Regions from separate parts of the Homo sapiens genome. Here region 2 is linked to region 1. The links are chromatin contacts, found by Hi-C or POLR2A ChIA-PET in ENCODE. All regions are on one chromosome and are shown on one strand. The core of a region is the stretch at or near the end of the contact, and the rest is flanking DNA. Distances in the headings are between cores, read along the strand shown. Region 1 overlaps LOC284788 (a long non-coding RNA gene). Region 2 has its middle 46 kb from the start of LINC00261.

The links. A loop is a pair of places that touch in the nucleus more often than their neighbours do. ChIA-PET counts read pairs that join two places held with the same protein, here RNA polymerase II (POLR2A).
Region 2: a map of Caco-2 shows a loop between it and region 1 (2.6-fold over the local background). The contact joins two enhancer-like sites. A Hi-C loop is called at or near these places in 1 of 168 maps with a recorded cell type or tissue (Caco-2). POLR2A ChIA-PET finds 5 or more read pairs at or near these places in 2 of 52 experiments (Caco-2 and HepG2).

What each region holds. Positions count from the first base shown.
Region 1 is chr20:22,400,400-22,407,366 of GRCh38, forward strand. LOC284788 (a long non-coding RNA gene) reads right to left here. Exons shown (of 3, transcript NR_027090.1): 2 at 927-1,063; 3 at 1-712. Among named protein-coding and RNA genes, the nearest start is that of LINC01427, 120 kb to the left of the region's middle. RefSeq lists enhancers at 1,476-4,763, 3,393-3,502 and a silencer at 5,512-5,806. Within about 2 kb of position 4,117, at least 4 of the 41 ENCODE cell types and tissues checked have a DNase peak (open chromatin) inside an H3K27ac peak, as active enhancers do.
Region 2 is chr20:22,529,216-22,535,517 of GRCh38, forward strand. No RefSeq gene overlaps it. Among named protein-coding and RNA genes, the nearest start is that of LINC00261, 46 kb to the right of the region's middle. RefSeq lists a silencer at 4,796-5,090. Within about 2 kb of position 4,981, at least 2 of the 41 ENCODE cell types and tissues checked have a DNase peak (open chromatin) inside an H3K27ac peak, as active enhancers do.

The sequences.
Region 1 (6,967 bases), core at 2,867-5,366:
GCAGGCATTCCCCATTCCTGCCCTCCACCCCCACCCCAAGCCCCTGGCAACCACTAGGTGCCTCCTCCAAGCAGTTCATATAAATAGACATACAGTACATGTGCTTTTGTGACTGGTTTCTTTCACTGAACATACTGTTGAGAATCAGCCATGGTGTGGTATACATCAGTTCTTTGCTCCTTTTGACTGCTGGGTAATATCCCCTTGTATGGATGGACACGCCACATGTTTTGATCCATTCGTCAGTGGATGAACACATGGGTTGTTTCTACTTTTTCTGGCTATCACTTTCAGTGCTGTCTGGATATAGTCCAATGAGGGTCACAGGAGAACAAGTAGAGGGTGATTTTTAAACGTGAGTAAATGATGCACACAGAGGTGCGTTTTAGGCCAGTGATGGTGCATAGTTTGCAGCATGCACACTGCCAGGCCCATACCCTCTTCTGGGTTCTCAAATCCCTTTTCTATGAAGATTATTTCTTCCCTTCTTAGTTAATTTCCTTAGATTCGATAGGCATCAATAGTGTGCTGTGGACGAATTCCGCCTTCTGAAAGCTCTGTAACTGGGACTCTATGAACAACTCGGGTGCAGAGAAGGATGAGCCTGTTGAGTGTGCAGGATCCTTTACTCAGCCTTGAGCCTCTCTATTCACTGGCATTTTACAGTCACTTCAGGCTGGAAGCCATGCTGTGTGCGGTACTCCCAGTTCACCTGTATGTGAACACAGGACACTGAGGAAAAGCATTTCAACAGCCTGACTTCCTCAGATACATACAACCTCTCCTCCCACCCCACACAAACTTGATTTTACTCTCCTTCCAGTGAGGGCAACATGTCAATCTCTTTTCAAACCCCACGTGGAAAGCCTGGCTACAGTTTTGGTAACAATGAGGTACTTTCTTCTCATTTATGTTAGCACTCTTACCTGCTTAGCCTCAAAAACCCCCAGTATAACCTTGCCTGAAGAAGTCGCTAAGGATGCTGGCATTATTTGTAAATCGATTGCAAATGGTACTCAGATATGAAGTTCTTCTGCGGTCTTCGTTAAAGCTTTGTATTATTCTATGTGAATATAAATAGATAATTATTTACTTAAAAAATATTTTGTGGGCTATAAAGGTAAATGCATAAACAGGTCCTACAAGAATATTCTTTATTTTTGTAATTAAAACTATTCATTTCTGCCAAATTTTCTTCACCTTTTATTTCATTCAGAATATTATTATTATTATTATTTGCTCTACTGTGGGCAAAGTTTCTAGAATAGCTCAAATTAAAAATATGTATATACTCCCTCACCCCCTTACTCTATTTATGCCATCAACTTTTCTCCATAAAAGAATCTCATTTTATGCTTTCATTTTCCACATTGAACTTTTGGGTACAAGAAAGTGGGGGTGAAATATGAGTTCAGATGCCTGCAATTGTCTTGGAATATTTTTCTGCACACTCAAAAGCCTCCATTATGAACAAAGTCTGATGTTCGTTCACCCAGTGATGAATGCTGACTTAGCCTGAGAAAAAACTAATTAAAAATGTTGTGGAAAATGCAAACGTGGTTGATTTAAACAGCCAAAAGGAATTATCCTCTTGCAGTGTAAACTACCTATGGAGTGTTAAAGTTCTTGGAATCAATTAGTTTCTAGAAACCAAACAAATGATGATCTTACTCTTGTCCCCAAATGATAAAACAAAGGTTTGGTAAAAGAATACTATACATTACAGTTTTAACATTGGCGTTTAAAATTTTCTGTTTGTTTTTATTTTCTAATTTTTAGATAACTAAAGCCTAAAACTACAGCTAAATAGGATGTTTTAATTCACGCTAATTACCATAAAATTCATGAGGTAGGATTTTTTTTCTTAACCTTTCTTATTCACCTACTCCTTGCTCCAGAATTTCATTTTGGAGTTTATCAGAACAAAATTCTTTCGCTGCGCTCTCCAGTCCTGTTTGCTGAGTTCCGCAGGGTTTGCTGACAAGTTCTACTTGAGTAAATTGTATTTAGACAACCGTATATTTCATTTAGGCCTTTTGCAATGACTGGGCCAAGGTCAGTTTTATATTCTCCTGAAATCATAAAGTGACACTTGAGATAAACAGAATGTTTACTCTCTCCATGTGAGCTGAGGCTGATATGTAAATTTATCCTTATTCTTTCATCAAATTTGCATTTGCCCTCTTAGCCAAACACTACAGACTTCCAAATCAAACAGTTTTGATGATGGTCAACTCTTTATGACCGATGGCCATATCAGAGAAAAAGAAACAGCCATTTAGATTAAAATGAAAAGCACAGTGCAACATAACTCTCCTCTCTAGGTTAGTGGTAATTGGATGAACTTTCATACAAGAGGTGTTTTGATGCTTCGCTGCTTACCAGTAATTACCACGGGCTTCCGGCTTTGTGTGTGCCTGTGATGTACCCTTTATCTGTGACGAACACACCATACTCACCTATCATCATTTTTTTTCCGGTCAAATAAACCAAGTACCTCTAAATAGATTCTTTATATTAAAGAAGGAGAAAAGAAAGGAAGGCGTAACAGAAAGACTTGATCCTCTCCTCAAATGAATACATTTGCTAACTCTAGCAAGAATAAGACACAATAAATAATGACAATACACAAGGTAGAAGATGAAAATCAGAACTCTAGATTTTGTAGACTGTTGTCTTCCTATGAGGTTATTCTGTTTTCCAGTGTGTGCGCTCTACAGAGGTGACTTGTCGCCCAGGGCAAGGAGGTGTGTCACTCGCTTACTCCAAGGTGAGCTGGAATCTGTTAGGTAAAAAGCTCCCAGTGCCCAAACAGCCTCGGGCCCGGTGAAAAAAGCCACTCCCAGCAGCTTAAATCTCTCTGATGCAGTTAAACAAGAGGCAGCCTCTGAGAACGTGAGGGATAAAATTAGTACCTGTGTTTGCTTTCCATTCTTTTTGAACAAAAGGAGCTATTTCTGTGTTCTGAGTTTGCAGAACACAGAGGGGATTAAGCAATGGGACCACACAACTCATTCCTTTCAGGTTGGGGGCTGGGTTAAACACTCAGCATAGCTCCCCGGGAGCGGTAGCGCCCACTAGGTTTTATTCCCTCCTGAAAGTTGTGCTATCGGGGTCTTGCTCAGGGGAAATAGAGCTCCACAGCCCTGCTTGTGTTTTGTTTCGGCACCAAATGCAATGCTAGCAAGTTCAAAGCAAACGGTCTGCGAGACAGGCTGCACAAAGAAGAAAAAAGTGGCATTCTTTCAGGAGCTCCTGGATTCTGCTTCCTGTAAGGAATAAAAAATGAAGACTGTTGGCGCTGAGCCTTGCTAGGTTACTGAAGATCTCCCACTTGGAATGTCAGACACATCAGTAAACGACTTGATCCAGAAACAGAACTAACGTAATTCACGCCATTGATACAACAGGACGAGTGTCTCTACCCAACTTCAGTGCTTGTCTTATGAAGAAGAAGACCAAGAAAAAGAAAGAAAGGAAAAGAGAAAGCAAAGAGGCAAGGGAGTGTGGGGGAAGGCAGAGAACACAGTTTCCTTTTCAGTGTGGCTGTCAAATGGCGATCTAATTGTGGCCGGGCTGCAGGAGAGCAGATAGCTTTTCTGAAGCCCGCAAGTATTTCTGCCATTCACCAGGCCGAAGGATGCCACACACAGTCTGTTTGTTCAACATAAGCAAACAGATTGTAAACTGGCTGATAATTTTTGTACTGACAATGTCATTTACAGCTGTCAGCCTTTCGTCTGCCTTGTTTGCTTTATTCAAATATGAACCAAGTGGACCTCCCTTCCAGCGCTTTCTTCTGCATTAAAATCACATCCATTCCCTTCCAAGCTGTCTTATCTAAAATTCATTGGAGGCCAATCAGTTGGCTGAATGCTTTGTTGTTTCCATGGAGGCAAGAAGTCTAGTGTGGACTTTCGGGGATTAGGAAGTTTCAGATTTACAGCCTTGAAGTGCGTGTTTCTTTCAGTTAGCTTCTTTTGATTGCAAAGAGGCAGGACATTTAAATATAATTTTATGTCTGAACCAGGAAGCAGTGCTTTAAAAACGTAATCATTCTGGTTTGTGGCTCCCTCTTGCCAGCACTTGGCCTTACTTCTTCTGGTTTAGTCCTTGGAATGTGCCACCCTCGCAGCATGGATTGGCATTCTTCCTCTGCCCCTAGGTCATGACGGCTCCTTGGCCAGCGGGCACTGCTCAACTGCACCTCTTCTCTAAAATCCTGGCTTTGATCCTGCAGCCTGTCAGGGTGTCACCCACAAATCTTGAAGCCTCCTCTGTTGTGAGTGGAGGTTGCAATACCTTCTGTTAAATAATTCACATCGGACTGGCTGTCTGGTGGCAGGCAGGCAGCTGCAGATATTGCCACTTTGCTCAGAGAGTACAGGCACAGTCTCCTTAAAAAAATAAGCCAGTGGCAAAGTTGCCTACTTCCCTGCACCTGGTGCTGGTGAGAGTTCCTAATTCCAGGATGTGCTTAACTCTGAACTTCAGCCTCATATTTTAAGGGCAACATCAAGAAAAAAGTGATGTTTGTTCCTGGGGATGGGGAGCCTTGCTGCATTCTTGGGAAAAGAGTGTTCTTTTGGCAAACGTGATTTCTGGTCTCTTACTCAAACAAGGAATATCTTAAAATCATCCATGATGTATTGGGCAATTCATTACTTACACTGAAGGCTTTAAAACATAACATCACTGGTACTCTGATTTGACTTTTGACTGTGGCAATTTGTTTAAGTTTGTTTCCCAATGCTTAAAACGGCATAAAGTTAATCAACCTCAGTAAGTGAATATTGAGAATATATTATATGTAACAATAAATTCATCACAAAAACTTTTATATATTTGGGATAATTTCAAGTTGCATCCCAACTGAAATTTGCTGTTTTTTTCTTTAGATTTATTGCAACCAATCTCAAATATTTGTTTAGTATCAACTCTTAGCTTAGAATACATAAATCCTACTACAGGTACCAAATGAATATTACTCATGAAGTCATTTGAGAAAAGTTTGAGGTAGTGTCCAATCTCATGCTAGGTGGAATTTGGTAGAAAGTATGTATTTTTTAAAAGTTTCAGAGAAAAGAAGACTCAATAGAGGTTGCCACATGGGGGAATATTCATTCTATCTATTTAGTCAACATAAGAAGCATACAATACTATGAGGAAGCTGGTAATTTTATGTGATAACAAGCTGTGCTATTATAGAATAGAATGTATTAGTTGCACTTATGTGAACTAATGTGTTGTATGGACTGTGATCTGGTACATAGGCCTGCCTATTCTTTGTTTCGTTTTGTTTTGTTTTGTTTTGTTTGAGACAGTCTCCCTCTGTTACCCAGGCTGGAGGGCAGTAACACGATCTTGGCTCACTGCAAACTCTGCCTCCTGGGTTCAAGCGATTCTCCTGCCTCAGCCTCCTGAGTACCTGGGATTACAGGTGCCCATCACCACACCTGGCTAATTTTTGTATTTTAGTAGAGACAGGGTTTCATCATGTTGGCCAGGCTGGTCTCGAACTCCTGAGCTCAGGTGATCTGCCAGCCTTGGCCTTCCAAAGTGCTGGGACTACAGACTATCTGTTCTTTAATATAGAATGTTATTAACGGTCTGGAGTCCCCATGGTTACAATGTGTCCTGCTCTCTTGGAAGGCCACGCAATTTGCTACAGCTGAGACCTTGTTTCCCTATGACTTCAAAGAAGACCTTCTTGTTGTAAAACAAAGCATTAGTCTTTGCTTTTTATCTTTAAGACTTTAATCCTACTCTGGTGTATGTAGGGATATTTAGCTGTCAATATCCTGTTTTTTATGTTCTATTGAAATTATAATCATTTTAATATGTCAATTAAAATAAAATTGATCTACTTACTAAATTTTTATGCAATTTAGATGCTATATAGTTGATCAGTCACTAAAGTATTTATCTGAACCTATCCCCTACCATATAAAAAATTACAGCACCCTTTGTGTGCAATTCCAAAAAGCAAGAAGCTCTGAATACTGAAATTTTAACATGACATGAACTGTACTGAGAATATGTAAAATCTTTTATTCTGCATGCATTTGCTGCAGAAATATTTGTGTTTAATTATGAGATTGCTCCCCTAGACCCCACTGGGTATTTTATTAAACACATGGAATATTGTTCATCTTATCTTTAAAAATCTTTAAGTTGCTGGATTCTGAACACTTTCAGACCCAAGGGTTTTGGACAGCATAGCACATACCTGTCTAAGGTGTGTTTCATGGTGACTCTATGAGAAGCAGATTAACACTCACACAAACTATTAAGACTTGTGGCTGAAAGGACTCTGCTGTGAACAGACAGGAAGAAAATTGTAATTAGAAAAGGAAACTAAAACTTTGATCATATATGAGAATATAGAGGAGAGGAATTGGAGAAACAAGTTGTTGGTACAGCAGTCTGTAAAGCCAGGACAGCTGACAGCATCAATTTGATGTTTGGCGAACAATAGGTGGAGAGAAGACAAAGAGTTCTAAAGAAAGATAAAGCACATGAGAGAAAATGGAAATAAATGTGTCATCTGAATGAGGTATATTTTCTCCTTCTTTGCACAGATATTGCAACTCTTCTACAAGTTTGAAGTTACATCAAAACAATTTTTTAAAAAGTCAATAAAACCCCAAAGGAAGCATCAAAGAAAGTGAAGCACTCACAGAAAAACAAAGAACCTTCTTTGACGTTTTCTCCCTTTTCCTTTCAAGTGGCTAAAGTGGAAATGAGCAATCAGAAATGCAGTGGAATAAGAGAGAATGTAAGAATAAAGAAAAATGGGTGGAGAAAAAGAAAGAGAAGAGAGAAGGGGAGTATATCTGAAAACCATGTTTTGATGTTGTCTAACTCTTCAATAGTAGCTTACCGAACATCCCCTATTGTGGGGCTCTGGACACATATCTTAATTTTTGTGTGCCTCAGTTTCTTCATCTGTAAAATGGGAGTGACA
Region 2 (6,302 bases), core at 3,731-6,230, 130 kb after region 1:
ACCCAGGGCCCTCAGCTCTGCAATGCTGGCAAGAACAGCTCAGCTGAGAACACTGACCTGACTGGGTTGCCAAATGCATTGTTCGATTGCGCCTGCAGCAATGACTTTGAACACAATAGTTGCCAGGTTAAAGAGTGCCCGCTGGGCAGTCCCTACCCAGCCCTGCCTAAAGCCTATTGTTGCCTCCAGCACTTCTGCAAGGTGCTCACATGGCCAAGCTTTGAAGTTGGGTTCACAGAGCCTGTTTCCTCAGAGCATGAAGTTTATGTTGGAGACCACAGACTTGTGGGGGTGGGAGAGGGGAAGAGAATCGAATGTTTCAAAATGAACCCGAATCAAAATGATCCCCCAGAAATGTGTCAGGAAGAGCTAAAGACCACTTGCTGAGGGCTGGATGTTAGAGATAAGGAAACCGAGGCAGAGTCGGGGCATTTATTTTAGAAATCGAGCCAGTGGCCAGGTCCCCCAGCCTTTGATGAACTAACCCCTTTCTTCCACCTAAACTGCTTCACACAACAGAGCCGTAAATTGCCCTGTGTTCCCAGAGTCAGGGTCACATCCAGATGATCACAGCGAAAACTCCTGGCTTCTCAACTGGAGCTGGGCAAGACGGCAGAGCCATAATTCAAGGGCAGTCGTGTGCTGTGAACTTTGTCAAGGTTGCCACCCTGAAATTTTGCCTCTGCCTGCTCCAGGGTTGCCAATGACCTCAAATTCCCATTTCTGGCTCAGGCCACAGACTTCTTGGGGAGAAGTCTCGGTACTCATTTGAATTTTGGAAAACCTTAGATTCTTCCAGGGTACTTAACTCAAAGATTTAGCAACAATATTTCTTGAAGTCCTTTTATGGACCAGGAGCTGAGGTGGTAAACATAAATAAGACACATTCTGACCCAACAGGAATTCATGGAGACAGAAGCCCTGTAGATATGCAATACTACTGCTAATCAGCATTTGTTAGGCACTTCCTACTTGCCAAGCTCTATTCTATGAGCTTTTTCTAAAGTAACTCATTTAATCCCCCACAAAAGCTCTATGACACAGGCACTATTATTATGATGTGTATTTCTCAGATAAGGAAATGGAGTCACACAGAAGCCAGCACAGGCAGCTGGCTCTAGACCCTGGGATCCTAACCACTACTCCTCACTACAGACTTTTTCTTAATGGAAGAGAAAACCTCTTCCTGTAATCCCAGTGCCTTAAGCCAATCACAGTGATGTTTTGGGTGCTTTTTCCTGTATCTTTTTTGCACATCTTTAACAGTTGTAATAATAAAACATAATAATTTGCCTTCTTTTTGTTTGTGTCACTGAGATTTATAGCAAGAACAACTTTTCTATATCACCTTTATAATCCTCACTTTCTAGTGAGCATTAAATAAGGAACTTAATCATTATCCTAATTTTGAGAAAATGTTTCTTTATAAAAAACATTGTAATGAACATCTCTGGCTCTAAAGAATGTTTCTTATATTCGATTTTTCTCAAGCCTGAATTCTCAGAGGTAAATTTACAGAGACAAAATGTAGGAACTTTTTTTTTCTTGTTAATTGTTGGTACATACTGCAAATTTTCCCCCAAACTGTACTACAAGGCTGAATGTTTTGTCACCATCTAATCACTTATCAAGCAGAGTTTTGAAGAATGAATAAAGTATGTGAGTGAACAAAAATATAAGAAGAGTCCATGCTGATGGAAGGGAGATTATAAACAGAATGGCAAGTTCATGGAACCCCTGGAAAATAAGCAGGGAATTCTGGGATGTGAAGCTGGAGGAAGCAGAGATGAGATCGTGCAGGGGCTTCCTCACACTCCATGTTGAAGAACAGGGACTAGATTCTGGAGATAAGGGGGAACCCTCCCAAAGGTGCCAAAGAGAGCCTGTAAGGTCAGGTTTGCCAGTGAGGACAGATCTCCATGGAAGGATGAGTTGGGAGGCTGGGCTGGTGGGTGGTGGTGAGAAGGCAGTGCCCCACAGGAAACAGACCAGCAGCCACTGAGGAGTCTATAAGGAATGAGGGCAGCGGAGATGGGAATGGAGAAGCTGCGTCCGGCCAGCATGGTGGGGGATGGTTTAAACGAGGATGGAACTGACTAGGAGGGAAGAATTCAGCATGTCTCCCACATTCCTGCACTGGATGTCACCCAGCTCAGAAACGGCACCCACATGAAAGGGAAGGCTTACAGATGGGTGTGGGAGGGTGGTTAGCTGAGCTTGAACTCGGGGCACTGGGGGAGTCCCTCAGTAGGAATACCTGATGAGAAGTAGGGCTAACTGAGGACCTGGAGCCAAGAGAGGGCCTAGGAAAAGGGCTTGACTAGAAAGCTACCACTGTTCCGGGGTGAGCTGAAGCTCTGAAAGGAACATGGTGACCCAGGGAGAATGCGCCAGAGTGGGCAGAAGGTGGACAGAAATGCACCCATTTGCCAACAGGATAGGCGAGGATATGTGAGGGGAATTTGGCAAAAAAGAATGAGCAGGAGAAGTGGCCTCCAGATGACACCGTGGAACCAGGTGCAGAAAAAAATATTTTTTTAATTACTGAAAAATGTATTCTGTGACCACAGGAGCGAGAAAGAGAGGAAGAGAGGTGAATGAAGAAGGGAGGGAGGGAGGAGAGAGAAAAGGAGGAAGGGAGGGAGAAGGGAGGGAGGAAAGAAGACAAAAAGAAGTGGCCAATCACATCAAATAAGGCGGAGATTGGCCACCATCCCAAGATGAACAATATTTGACAATGATTTCACAACTCCCTGACTCTTAGTTTTCTTATCTATATAGTAGAAACTGTTACTCTGTCTTGACCAAATTTTTGTGGGGTTTGATTGAAAAGAAAACTACAAGAGGGAAAATTTCCTGTAAGCCAGTATTTTCAAAAGTGTATTTTATGAAATATTCCTTAGGGTGTTGTTGTTACATGAATGAGAGTTTCTGTGGCCTCATAAAATTAGGATGTGTGTTAGGTAGATTTCTTTGCTGCATTTCCTCTGGGCCTTTAAGGGACTCATATGCAAAGTCAGTTTCCAAGAGGGGCATCCAGTGTTTCCCAAACACATTAAGCTGTGGAACCTTTTTTTCATGGAGCACCTTGAGGAATCAGTGTCTGGAAAACCCACTCTGGGAAAGACAGTACAATGGGTTTAATGATGCCCACCTTATCATGGGAGGATTGGAGTACATAAGCAAAGTCCCTGGCAAAGGGTTGGCAGTCAGTGGATATTCATTTCTTCTTTATATCAAACAATGAAAGCAGGGGAATCATTCTAGAAAACCAAAGCTAAAATGCACAAAAATCTTAGGAGATAATCTTTGACCCTACATTCTGTAGCCTCTTCTGAGAAGCAGCTGTGATATGGGTTCAGATATTTAGTCTGCAACTTACTAGCTGTGTGAACTGGCAGGAGTTAGTTGATCTCTCTGAAAAATGATGCAGGAATAAAATCCGATAATCTAGTGTGTGCCATCAGTTACTTCTTGCTGTGTAACACATCACTCCACCTGTCAGTGGCTTGATTAACATACATTTACGTCACAGTTTCTGTTGCAAAGCAGGCCTGCTTAGCCAGATCCTCTGCTCCATGGTGTCTCATATCAAGATGATGGCCAAGGGTCTCCTCTGAAAGCTCAACTGGGAAACAATCTGTACCCAAGCTCACTGACGTGGTTGTTGGTAAGAGTCAGTTTCTCAAGGCCTCAGTCCCTTACAGGCTATGAACTGGAAACTGCCCCAGTCTCTTCCTGCCCTCTCTTCTCTAACATGGCAGCTTGCTTCATTAAACAGTGAGAGAGAGAGATAGAGAGACAGAGAGAGAATGCACTAGCAAGACTGAAGTCTTGTGTAACCTAATCATAGACACCCCCTCAATGTTCCCATATTCTCTTTTTCAGAAGTAAGTTACTCAAAAGGAGGATACTACCCACGGCTGTGAATACCAGGAGGTAGAGATCATTGGTGGCCATTTTGCAGACTGCATGTCACATAGTGAGAAAAATTTTTGCATGGTAAGTCCCTATAGAGTGGCTGGCTATTCTTATTCTTTTGAAAATCCTATCAAAATTGGTTAGTCAGTAGTACTTGCTAATTTATCACCCTAGAGAGACAAAACATCCAGGAAAATGCCAGTGGGGGAAGAAAAAACAGAAAACAGAGTAGGGGACTTGTCATTGGTGGCCTGTGGTGTACAACTTCTTGAGACAATCTTAGACTGTGACTGCAGGATCCCAGAAGGCCCTTGCTCCACAGCTTTTTACCCTCAAGGAGCCATTCTTAGAATTACACCACTAGATATCCTACTTTTGAAAGGCAAAGATAATAACAGCTCATTGTTTTAAGCATTTGACACATATTAACCCATTTAATCCTCAGAGCTGCCTTGGGAGTTAAGCTCTATTATTCCTATTTACAGATGAGGAAACTGAGGCATAAAAAGATCACATGACTAGTGAGCAGTAAAATACACATTCCAATCCAGGCTATGTGATCCCCCAACTTCATCTTAACCTTTAGAGTTTATGGTCTTTCAAGATTTGGAATGCATCGTCTCTGGTCCCTCAATGTGAATTGATTAAGGAAACCAGACTCCAGACACGCCCTAGAGATTTGGGGTGGGAGAAGAATGAGAAGTAAGAGCAGCAGAGCAAAACCCTGATGGCTTTGCCTAGAGGCACTTGCATCCATTCTGCATGTCTGTGGATGGCAGCTGGCCAAGGCTAGCTGGGTTCCTGATAAAAATTATAGGGCGTCAGGGTCCCGGTTACCCCTTTGTGCGCTCAGAAGAATTTCTTGGCCTCTCTGAACCTCACAGTAGAAAAGGAAGTACTTAAAGCTACAAAATCCCTAGGAGCCTTTCTTATGATCCAGAGTCCACAAATAACTGGGGCTGGGTGACCTTCAGAGGTTGAGCTGGGGAGTGAGCTGTGGCCCAGTCTGTAGAGATGACAATGGACCTTTTCACAGACTGAGGGCGTGTGTACTTGCAGCTCACAGCCAGGACACCTGGCAGCATGCATGCCTGCTCCTGAGCTTAGACAAGCCTGGGCCCTGCCACGTGAGCTTTTAAGGACACGATAAGATAAAATGTCTTCACATGGCATTTGAGGGACCTTGGTTGTCTCCTTACTTTCTCCACCCTTACAGAGAGAGGCAATTTACAGTGCAGAAAACAGAAAAAACTTAAGCTTTTTTTCCAAATGAGTCCTGGTGGTCACAACTCATAGACTATGAAAGCTGTCCCAGCTCTCTCCAGCCCAGTTCTGAAGACAGTGATGATGGTCTTCGTTAACGGGTGAGTTTAGCAAGAGACAGAATTCTGTACACGTGGCTGAAGAAATAACTTGGATGAAGAGCTGAGAATCCAAGACCCCAGCCCAGATTACCCACTTCATGGCAGAGGAGAGGCCGGCAGAGGAAGCCACCAGGGCTTCTGCCATTGTTGCCTTCACTTTGGGGCCAATTAACCACTAAGCCTAATTAGCTCTGCCAAGAACAAAGGCCAGGGGCAGGGAAAGAACAAAGCCTTCTCCAGGGACTTGAAGTTATTCTCCAGGCCTAATGTTTGGAAAGCCAGCCAGAAAGGCCTTGTGTCCTGCAGAACTGGAATCCAGCTCCCATGGGGAGCCATCGCATGAGTTGTCCATGGCATTCTTTGAGATGAAGAACATCGTAGCCACACTCGCACTGGTGGCACACACATCACCATAATCATCCTGCTGCCTTGAGACACAGTCCCTCGGTTACCCAACGTTTCTGTGACTTCTGAGAGTGATTCCAGTGACATCCAGGGAGCAGCAGGGTGTCAGTCTGGCATCTGGAATCAAGGAAATCAATAGACTAAGTCTTCCTGCTCCAAATGACTTCCCCAACCCCAAATAGGCAGCCTGAATTTTAAGTCAGTGTCTTCTCTGGTGTTTATATCTCTGAAGGGAAAAGAACAATTTTAAGAAGTTTTCTGACATCAGAAGCTCCTCTCTCTTTTCCTAAACTTGGGAGTCTCAGTTTAATTCCAATTTCCCCATTTCCTATCTCTGTGATCCTAGACTAGATGCTCAACCTCTCTGGGCATCAGTATTATTCTATATAAAGTCAGGGTCATCACACAAATTTTACTGGTTTGTTTTGAGCACCAAATCGTATAAAGTATACAGTGTGCCTTGGTTTTGACTGTTTCTGAATCATTTCTGCAATGATTCTCAAAGGCATTGTGGCCTTGCCTTGTCCAGTAAGTTGAGTAAGCGTCCAGGTTTCCCAAGTCTCCCCTTTTCACTATCTGTCTAGTATCCCCCAATGACCCTCACTTTGACTC